2 separate regions of the Homo sapiens genome follow, and region 2 is linked to region 1. Evidence: chromatin loops called from intact Hi-C (ENCODE). Cell type or tissue: mammary epithelial cell. All regions are shown on one strand.

Region 1 (5,000 bases):
GATGTACGTACCCTGCCCTCTGTCCCGTAGAGACTCAGCTGGTGACCCAGGGGTGCTGCTGGGTTGGTGTGGTGTGCCACTCAGAGGTCCTCTGTTGGTTTGTGTCTAGGCTGGGAGGGGCCCTCTGTGCTTGGCAAGGCCTTGGGCTCCGAAACCCTTTACCTGCAGCTGGTGTGGGGGCTCAGACTCCAGGTGGACAGCAGGAGTGAGTGGGGAAGCTCAGGGGCCCTGGATGTCTGCCTGCATTCACTCATCCTGCCCTGGGTACCAGAGGAGGGACCCTCTTCCCTCTGTGTGTTTGTCTCCCCCTTCCTAATTGTGAAAACCCTTAGCGACCCACCCCAGCCTCACGGTGCTGGCCTCTGGCCCAGAGGGAGAGACCTGGTTGGAAGGACAGATGGTGTAGGCAGGCCAGCCGGCCGGCCTGTGGGTGGAGCAGATGGAGGGCAGGCCGGATGCCCCGAGGGTCTCAGCTACACTGCTGTCCCACAGCCCCACCACCACCTGAATCCCTGAGTCCTACCCACACTCCCTGATGGGGCAGGAAAGGGGAGCCCCAGACTGGGATGCCTGAGTGTATGCTACCTGTGGTGCTGGTGGACGGGCGCCGTGGCCTGGCTGTTCAGGACGGAAAGAGCCGCCTGGGCTGCTGATGGAGAGTGACAGTGCCACTGGCTTTTGTGAACTCAGAGGTCTGTTTCTTTCTTCACATTTATTGAAATTAGAGACTCGTTTGCAAATTTTAAAAGATGTTATCTTTGTAATGAATCAACTACATATTCTTGAAAACTGAGTGTTTACTCATCTGTATGTGAATCTGAAAAGTGTTTAATTGCGTACTTTAAATCATTCCCTGCATAGTAGAATATTATTTTTGCTTTTAAAATGCCTTTCCCTGGTAAGTATTACACCGTGTATATGTGCATCCAATCATCACTGGTACATTTCGAATATGTACAATCTTTACTTTTCAATTGAATATTCTGAAAATACCTTTCACATATATAAAACAATAAAAAAGTAAATATTTGCTTTTCTTAGGATGCACACCTTTATTTTTGGAAGAAAATTTCCCAAAGCAGATCATCTTATTTTAGTTCCAGAAGAGAATTTTAAATATGTGCTGACATTGGTTGGTAAAAATACTAATATTTAACCCAGTTGAATCAAAAGGCAAATGTCTTTTTAATCACTTCCTAATGATCTGTCTTGGCCAACTTAGGTTATTAAGAGAAATTACTAAGTGTCCTTATGTAGCACAAAATTCATTGTTTAATATATTTTAAAGAAATGCATAAAAAGCAGTAGATGTTTTAAAAATGCATGGGTTGTAAAGGGCCCCAAAATGAAACTTCAGATCGCAAAGGCAATGTATTCGAAAGTCTCACCGATGATTCATGAGTCATTTTGGTGCTAACTGGTGGGAATGAAGGGAGATGCCTGTGGGGAGGTCCAGGGTCCTGCAGCTCTGCGGATGGGCGGCCGTCCGGGGAGGCCCAAGGTGTGGCGAGATCGGGGAGTTCTTCTTTCCTGATGTTGTTGTGACCCGAAAGTCTGTGTTTTCTTCACCTGAGAGTATCATGTATTTTCAAATGGGGGGCTATCCGCTCAGCTCCCCCAGCCGTGGGGTGGGGTGTGGGTGGCAAGCCACCCAGGTGCCGAGGCAAGAGACCGAGGACACGAGCTGTTCCAGTATAATAAAATATAAAACAAGAATGGTTATTCCAGATATAGATCTTAGATATGATTATATATGAATATCATTAATCATTAGTTTGTAGCAATTACTCTTTATTCCAATATTACAATAATCCTCACTCTACAATCATAACCCAGGAAAAACCAGGCCATACAGAGATAGGAGCTGAGGGGACATAGTGAGGAGTGACCAGAAGACGAGTGCGAGCCTTCTGTTATGCCCGGACAGGGCCACCAGAGGGCTCCTTGGTCTAGCGGTAACGCCAGCGTCTGGGAAGATGTCCGTTGCCAGGTGGACTGTGGTCTAGCGGTAGCCTCAGTGTCACGGAAAAACAGCGGCTACTTAGCAGACCGGGAAAGGGAGTTTAGAGAAGACTCTGTTCCTCCACCTCTTGTGGAGGGCCTGACATGAGTCAGGCTCGCCTGCAGTTATCTGGAGGCCTAACCGTCTCCCTGTGATGCTGTGCTTCAGTGGTCACGCTCCTAGTCCACCTTCATGTTCCATCCTGTACACCTGGCTCTGCCTTCTAGATAGCAGTAGTAAATTAGTGAAAGTACTAAAAGTCTCTGATATGCAGAAATAATGGCGTAAGCTGTCTTTCTCTTTGCCTCCTCTCTCTCTCTGCCTCGGCTGCCAGGCAGGGAAGGGCCCCCTGTCCAGTGGACGCGTGACCCACATGGCCTTACCTGTGATTGGAGATGGCTTACTCTCCTTATCTTTCCCTTTTGTCTTGTATCCAATAAATATCAGTGCAGCCTGGCATTCGGGGCCACTACCGGTCTCTGCGACTTGGTGGTAGTGGTCCCCCGGGCCCAGCTGCCTTTTCTTTTATCTCTTTGTCTTGTGTCTTTACTTCTACACTCTCTCGTCTCCGCACACGGGGAGAAACCCACCGACCCTGTGGGGCCGGTCCCTACAGTGGGGCACTGCGAGCCCCTTGCTGCCTCTGTGTGGCCGCCCACCCTTCCAGTGTTGCCCTGACGCCCCTCCCGGGCTGTGCTGACCACCCAGGCCTCCCAACTTGTTTCCCAGGGTGCTCGCTACCACCTGGTTTACGGTTTCTTTGTTTAGTTCTCTCTGCCCGCTGATGCCAGTTTTTGAACTTTATCATTACTACTTCTGTTTATGTGTAAATGTTCCAGGACTTTTATCCACCGCCCTGTCCCTAGGACCTTTTGCATACCGCTGTTGGAAGACAGAGGCTTCACATCTCCTGCAGAGGGGTCTCCCGCTTGCTTCACCAGTGTTCTGAGGGCACCTGCATGTTTAGAGCCGCAGCCTCTGTGGAAGGCACACTCCTTCCTAGGAACAAATGTGGTTCTCCTTCCTAAGGAAAAGTGGATTATCAGATTTCCAAACTAGTTTTGCAGCCTTATAGAGAAATGTTGCGATAAAAATTCTAGTTTTAAAATTCTGTTCCATAATTGTCATAGAATCACAGACTTTTCCAGGCCGTGGTCCCCACCAGCACGTTCCATAGCAGACATCGCCGAGGGGCTGGAGCAGTGGATGATCTGCCTGGGTCACCTGGGTGGCGTCAGCGCGGCCCTGCGGCCCTCCCCTTACGGGTTTACATTGGGAATCAAGCTTCATGGAGGTGTTGCTCTTGAGCCCTGGATTTGAGACAGTACACGTGGGGAAAGCTAAGCATCTCTAATTGCAAGCACCGTCTTGCATTTAGAATGGTCGCTTGTAGCCTTAACTTAGAAAAGGAGTCTCGCCCTTGACCTGGTGTCCTTGTGTTGCAGGCGTGGTGTCCCTCGTGGCCGTTCACCCCTCCACCGTCAACCCGCTCGGGAAGCAGCTCTTGCCAAAAACCTTTGGACAGTCCAATGTCAACATTGCCCAGCAAGTGGTAAGCCTCCCGCAGGAGCGGACAGCCGGGATCTCGGTGTGAGGTCGGGATCGGATGAGCCGTGTGGTTGGGGATGTTCCCAGGTGTGCCTGGATTTGGGCTCCAGTTGCAGCATGGGGCCTTTCCCTCATCAGGGAGCCCGTGGCCAGTGCTAGATTTTCCATAGCCCTCTGCAGCTGCCCACGTGTTGTTGTGGGAGAGGTGATGGCGCCCACAGCACTCCTGTGTGCCCCAGCCCATGCCATCCTTCCAGTAACTGGAGGGTGGTGGGTGGGGCCGCGGCCCCAACCAGAGGCAGCTTCCTTTTAGTGTCAGAGCTCGAAGCTCTTCATCTAACAGGGGCTTCTTACGTGATGTGGCCGAGCGTTGGCTGTGGCCCTCCTGGAGACATCAGGCTGGGAAGCCAGAGAGGGATAGGGCCCTGGCCGTGGCTGTGCGTTTGCCCCGGGGCAGTGACAGGGCAGATGCTGCTCCCTTGGCCACGCACAGGAGAGGGGAAGGTGGGCATTGGGAAGTGGCGCATCCCCCCTCCCCAGGCTGATGCTGGCCAACTGATGCTGCTTCTCATAATGCTGTTTCCTGTCTCGTGTCCGCCCTCTGCGTCCTTGCCGGTGGCAGCCTACTGGAGACAGGGAGCCCACACAGAATCCTGACCTCACCAGAAATGGGGCCCCAGGCACTTGGTGGGCAGGTTTGGCTGTGACTGGAGCTGGTGGTGAGGGACATAGCCATCCCAAGGCTAGGCCGGGCTTCCAGTCCTTCCTCAGGGACTTGTTTATGGTGCCTGAGGGCTCCTTCCTGGTCCTGAGATGATGCTGTGGCCCCGCCTGGGCAGCTGCCCCAGCCCTGTTCCTGCCAACCCTGGGCTTTGGTGATGCAGCACCTCTTGCACCCCGGCCTCCTGGCCCACTCCACCCCCTCACCCTGCTCCGTCTGTGCTGTGGCCCAGTCCTCTTAAAAGGATTGAACACCTCCGGGTGGGATGAGAACCTGTCCGTTCACTGTCACCAGGTGTCTCTCAGGCATACCCAGGTGTCCTCACGTGTCTCTCGGGTGTCCTCAGGTGTCTCCCAGGCATCCTCACGTGTCCCCAGGTGTCCCCAAGTATCTCTCAGGCATCCCCAGGTGTCCTCACGTGTCTCTCAGGTGTCCTCAGGTATCTCTCACATGTCCCCACGTGTCTCTCAGGGTGTCTCTCAGGTGTCCTCAGGTGTCTCTCAGGGTGTCTCTCACGTGTCCTCAGGTGTCTCTCAGGGTATCTCTCACGTGTCCTCAGGTGTCTCTCAGGGTATCTCTCACATGTCCTCAGGTGTGTCTCAGGGTATCTCTCACATGTCTTCAGGTGTCTCTCAGGGTGTCTCTCACATGTCCTCAGGTGTCTCTCAGGGTATCTCTCACATGTCCTCAGGTGTCTCTCAGGGTATCTCTCACATGTCCTCACGTGTC
Region 2 (5,000 bases), 280 kb after region 1:
CTGTAGAACCTGTGGGGTCATTTCAGGAAACAAAATATACGAAGCTATCCAGCCTCAAAGCCATAAGTAACTAAGTAACTGAAAAATTAGACCCAAGCTTCCAGAAAAACGGTGCAGAACATCCTCCCACTCCCTTGGGTTGGGAGCTCCTAAAGGCGTTTCTTATTCCTCTCTGTTCTTCTGTCACGACCAGGGCTGAGCGTGCGTTCGAGCTTCTCCTGCATCATGACCAGGATGCTCTGGGACACCTTGTCCACGTCTGTGTCCACCAGTCCTGCTCAGAATCTCCCCAGGGGCTTTTCCACGATGCCCATCCAGGCGTCACCCTCACTCTAGGCCAGGAGGAGAAGGCATGCCCTGAGGATTCAGCCTCTTCTTCTTCATCCCTCCCAGCACCCAGTGTGTTGGGTGCACACAGTAGGTGCCCCATAAGTATCATAAGACCACAATGTGTTGGGTGCACACAGTAGGTGCCCCATAAGTATCATAAGACCACAATGTGTTGGGTGCACACAGTAGGTGCCCCATAAGTATCATAAGACCACAATGTGTTGGGTGCACACAGTAGGTGCCCCATAAGTATCATAAGACCACAATGTGTTGGGTGCACACAGTAGGTGCCCCATAAGTATCATAAGACCACAATGTGTTGGGTGCACACAGTAGGTGCCCCATAAGTATCATAAGACCACAATGTGTTGGGTGCACACAGTAGGTGCCCCATAAGTATCATAAGACCACAATGTGTTGGGTGCACACAGTAGGTACCCCATAAGTGTCGGAAGACCATAGTGCTCCTAGTGTCTTGCTCCTAAACACCGCACTACTCACTATGCAACATGGTTTGCACAGGTCTTCAAGGGAGAAAAACAAACTTCTCAGAACTCTCCAGCAAAATACAAATGTTTTGGTATTGAATATATTGTATTTAACTCAAAGCATTGGATGCTGTCAGGCTGGCCAGGTGATATTTATGAAGAGTCTTACAGGCATTTGTTGTCCCAACATTCTACTTCTGGGAATTTATCCAACGGAAATAATTCAAAATGCAGAAAAACTATGGCCAAAAATATTCATTGTAGTATAGCATTATTAGTACTAGTGAAAAATGTACACCAACCAAATGTCTAATAGGGAGGTTGTTAAGTGGCTGTGGTAAATTCTCTGAATGTATGGTCATGGAGAAAGAGAGAATAACATTTATCAAGAATTAATAACATTCCATCCATGAGTTATGATAAAGTAATCTGTGATAATTCCGTTCTAAAAGATATAAAATTATATATATGACATATAAGCCCAACCATTTTTTTCCTTGAACTACAATATAAGAGTTCTTAAGGGAAATATGGCAAAATGTTCAAGGATGGTTTGTGGTTTCTCTGGGTGATGGGACTGTAGGTGATTTCTTTTACATTTTTTTTCCCATCATGCGTGTATTACAATGGAAACTTCCAACGGGACGCCGGCCCCACCCTGTGTGCTGGTTTCTATGGCTACCTGTCATGTCCTCCGCACCCTCTCCTCTCCCCTGAATACAGTTCCTAGAGACCTTGAGTCCACAGCCCTGGGGCTCTGCACACTGCGGGTCCGGTGGTGTTTCCAGCGCCGTGTGGATGACTTCCCCGCGTGTTTCCCCCTCTACACAGTTGAGGAACAGAGAAGATCTCCACTTGCCAACGGACACAGCGCTAGTGAAGCCAATTATTGCTACATCCACTGATAAAGTTCGGGGGGAATTAAATTTTTTGGTCCATGGATGCAAATCGCCTCCAGGCACCTTTACTATCTCAGTGCTCTCCTCAGGAGGCTGCTGTTGGTGGCCAGGGATTTTGCCATAGCAAAGTTCTTACAGATTCCCAAACAATAGCACTCAGCTGTCTGCCTCTCTGGCAGGAGGACGGACATTCGCAGCTTTGGACTCATTTTCTTCCAAATATGAACACTTTCAAAGACAGGGATCTGCCAATGACTTTACCAGGAGGGCCTTGCCGGAGCTGTCACTGCTGTGGCATGCAAGAAAGCAAGAGTCCTCCAGGAAGCCGGCCAAGAGGCGCCTTCTCTTAGGCCAAACATGGGCAACATGAGAATAAGAATACACAAAATCAGGAGAACTAACAGGAGGCTGTGAGGAACTCACCCCAAATAATGAGGAAGCTGGAGAATAAGACCAGCCTGGTCCAACTAATGGCTGCTCCGTTGGAGGCACAGGAGTGCAGAGGCAGCGAGGCCTGCAGAAGACCCCTCGCTGCGCTGGGCGGCAACTCCAGTGAAAAGCTGCTAATCAAACACAACTGAATTCACACTATTTTAAAAATAAGTCTGTAAAGGCAAAACAGGTTAATAGTATTTTGACACTAAGCTTGTAGTTATAACAGATACTTTAAAAGGTCAATCCCAGTTACCACGGTGACTGCAGCTCAGGCACCGCAGAAGTGCGTGAGGATGAGAGTGAGGGAGCCGCAGCCTGGAAGGGTGGGTCCCAAAGTCTCACTGGCTGATAGGGTTTGGCTGTGTCCCCACCCAAATCTCACCTTGAATTGTAGGTTCCATAATCCCCACGTGTTGTGGGAGGGACCTGGTGGGAGGTAATTGAATTATAGGGGCGGGTTTCTCCCGTGCTGTTGTTGTGATAGTGAATAAGTCTCACACAATCCGATGGTTTTATAAAGGGCAGTTCCCCTGCATACACTCTGTCACCTGCCGCCCTGTAAGATGTGTCTTTGCTCCTCCTTTGCCTTCCACCATGATTGTGAGGCCTCCCCAGCCATGTGGAACTGTGAGTCCATTAAACCTCTTTTTCTTTATAAATTACCCAGTCTCGTTTAGGTCTTTCTTAGCAGTGTGAGAATGGACTAATACACTGGCAAATACCAGGGACAACTGTGGTGGTTGTTGTAACAAGAAGGATGACAGTCTCTGCCTACTGAGCACACAGTGTGCCGGATGCTGCAGCGCATGTGGGCAGAGAGGCCTCACTCTGTCTCACAGCGACCCCATGAGGCAGGTGTCACTGCCTCAAGCTACAAATAAAGAAACCGAGGCTTGAGAAGAATCAGTGACCTGTAGGAGATCACGCAGTTAATAAGCAATCAGGGCCGTGTTTGCAACCCAGACAGAACTTTCAAGCCCTTATCAGCAACATGGAAATAAATAACTCAAAGGTTAATTCCAGAAAGTTTCCTTACTCAAAGCGCATCTTGGCATTGATTTCACAGGCAGCAAGCCTCATCCCAAGCAATGCTAAAAGGTTTCATCACCCCAGCCCCATCCCCAGGCATCTGCTTGTCAGGCTTTAAGGTGATAAAGAAAGAGGAAGGATCATAAAAACACCCACGAAGAAATACAAGGGGGCTATCTAACTATTTTGGAATTAATCCCCTAGACTTTTGGAATGAGGATACATTGAGGAAAAGGTTATGGCAAGTTTGAGTCTGTCACCAACCTGCATCCGAGCCCCAGCAGGCCCTTCAGGTAACAAATCAAAGGCCTGTGTCCTGGTTCTTGCCCCTGCAGTCCTGGCCAACACTTTCTCTTAAGCGGCACCCACTGACCGGCTGCCTGGCAGCCTCCTCACCTTCCCTCTTCACTTGCTACATCTGATCCTTCAACAAGGCAGGAGTCCTGCGTCTACAGGCTTCTCCAGGAGCGATCTCTCTGTCAGGCTAATTAAACGGCAGCTACTCCCCAGGACAGTCCTGGAATCCTTGCTGAATCGTGGAAGCTCCAGGCAACCACAATACCCAGAATCTTTCCGTCACAGTTTAAGCCAGAGGTAGGGTCCCAGCAGGGGCCACTCGACCTTGCAGGAAAGCTCCCACATCCTACCCACGGGATGTTCTGGACCCCACTTCTGTTGTTGAGGTGAGGCTTTATTTTACTTCAAAAGTGTAGTACTTAGAAAAAAGTCAAGATAGTTGTATCTAGGAAGTAAAGATTCGTTTAATAAATTATTCAAAACTTCAGTATATCCTATTGCAATAATACTGAAACCAACTAAGAGAAAGGATGACGATACCCATCAAAGGGAAGTTAAGACCATCTTCTTAAGTAAATCAGAACCGGTGCCTGCACAGAATGAGCTGCTAAAAGAGATTTAAAAGCAATGAAAACACACAGATACGACCTGCCGTGTTCGTAATGTGCAGCCCAAGTGCGATTTCATATGACAGTTTCCCAAATTGCACCCTTCTGTGTGCAGATTTCAAAGTTTTGCCATATCCATGTGCTCTGAATTATTGTCTACCTAGGGCATCTTCAATAGACTCATTAAATACATTTAAATGTAAAATATGTTTACATTTAAATACATTTAAATACATCTGTGTGAGATTGAAGGTCCATTGTGCTGCCTGGTTTTTTCTACAGCACACTAAAATAAATTAGTAACTATTTTAAAAAATATCCATCCAGGTACCACCTAGAGCCCTGTCATATCCCCTCTGATCATCACCCACTGGCACTGGGTGTGACACCTTCCCCATGGGAACATGGCAGGACAACCCAGGAGGAGTCAGAGGACAGTGGGGGTCAGAACAGAGTGGGCAGCGCTGTGCGCAGTCCCCCGCCGGACGGCAGTGTCCTGAAATGTCAGCATGCTGGCATTTTATCCTACTCCTTTTATTAGGGAGCCTGAAATTTAAAAACATAGGCAGGCCCTGCTTATCAACACGGGTAATTTCCTATCTCGAGTGCATTCTCACTGAAGCAGGCCTTCCTATGATGTGTCCTAGGGAGATGGGCGTCACAGTTTGGGTTAACACTGAAAAACGTAAGGACAGTATAAAGATTTGAGTAGTAACCAAGATGGCACTCTTTAAACTTCAAACAATGTTTTTACAATTAATTTTTTTCTAATTATAAAAGTAATCCGTGTAGATTGCAGACCATTTGAAAAATACAGGAAAACACAAAGAAGGAAATAAAATTTATGCAGAGATAACCACTACTATGAAGTGGGCACTGAGTTCCATTAGGAAAAATTCCTAGGGGAGGAATTA

What was found. Hi-C counts contacts between places; a loop is a spot of excess contacts. Peaks named below come from ENCODE experiments on the same cell type or tissue, not always from the same donor. Only the 100,000 strongest peaks of a DNase experiment are listed, where the experiment ranks them.
Region 2: it touches region 1 in a loop (16-fold over the local background); 3 of 110 quality-filtered maps call a loop at or near these places.

The regions. Positions count from the first base shown.
Region 1 is chr13:113,619,733-113,624,732 of GRCh38, forward strand. TFDP1 (transcription factor Dp-1) reads left to right here. Exons shown (of 12, transcript NM_007111.5): 4 at 3,448-3,554. LOC124903219 reads left to right here and starts at 3,561. Exons shown (of 2, transcript XM_047430839.1): 1 at 3,561-5,000. In mammary epithelial cell, a CTCF peak has its summit at 1,943 (motif pointing right); no DNase peak of the experiment used is centred here.
Region 2 is chr13:113,901,598-113,906,597 of GRCh38, forward strand. LINC00452 (long intergenic non-protein coding RNA 452) reads left to right here. Exons shown (of 8, transcript NR_164112.1): 3 at 194-417. Among named protein-coding and RNA genes, the nearest start is that of LINC00452, 9.0 kb to the left of the region's middle. In mammary epithelial cell, a CTCF peak has its summit at 3,004; no DNase peak of the experiment used is centred here.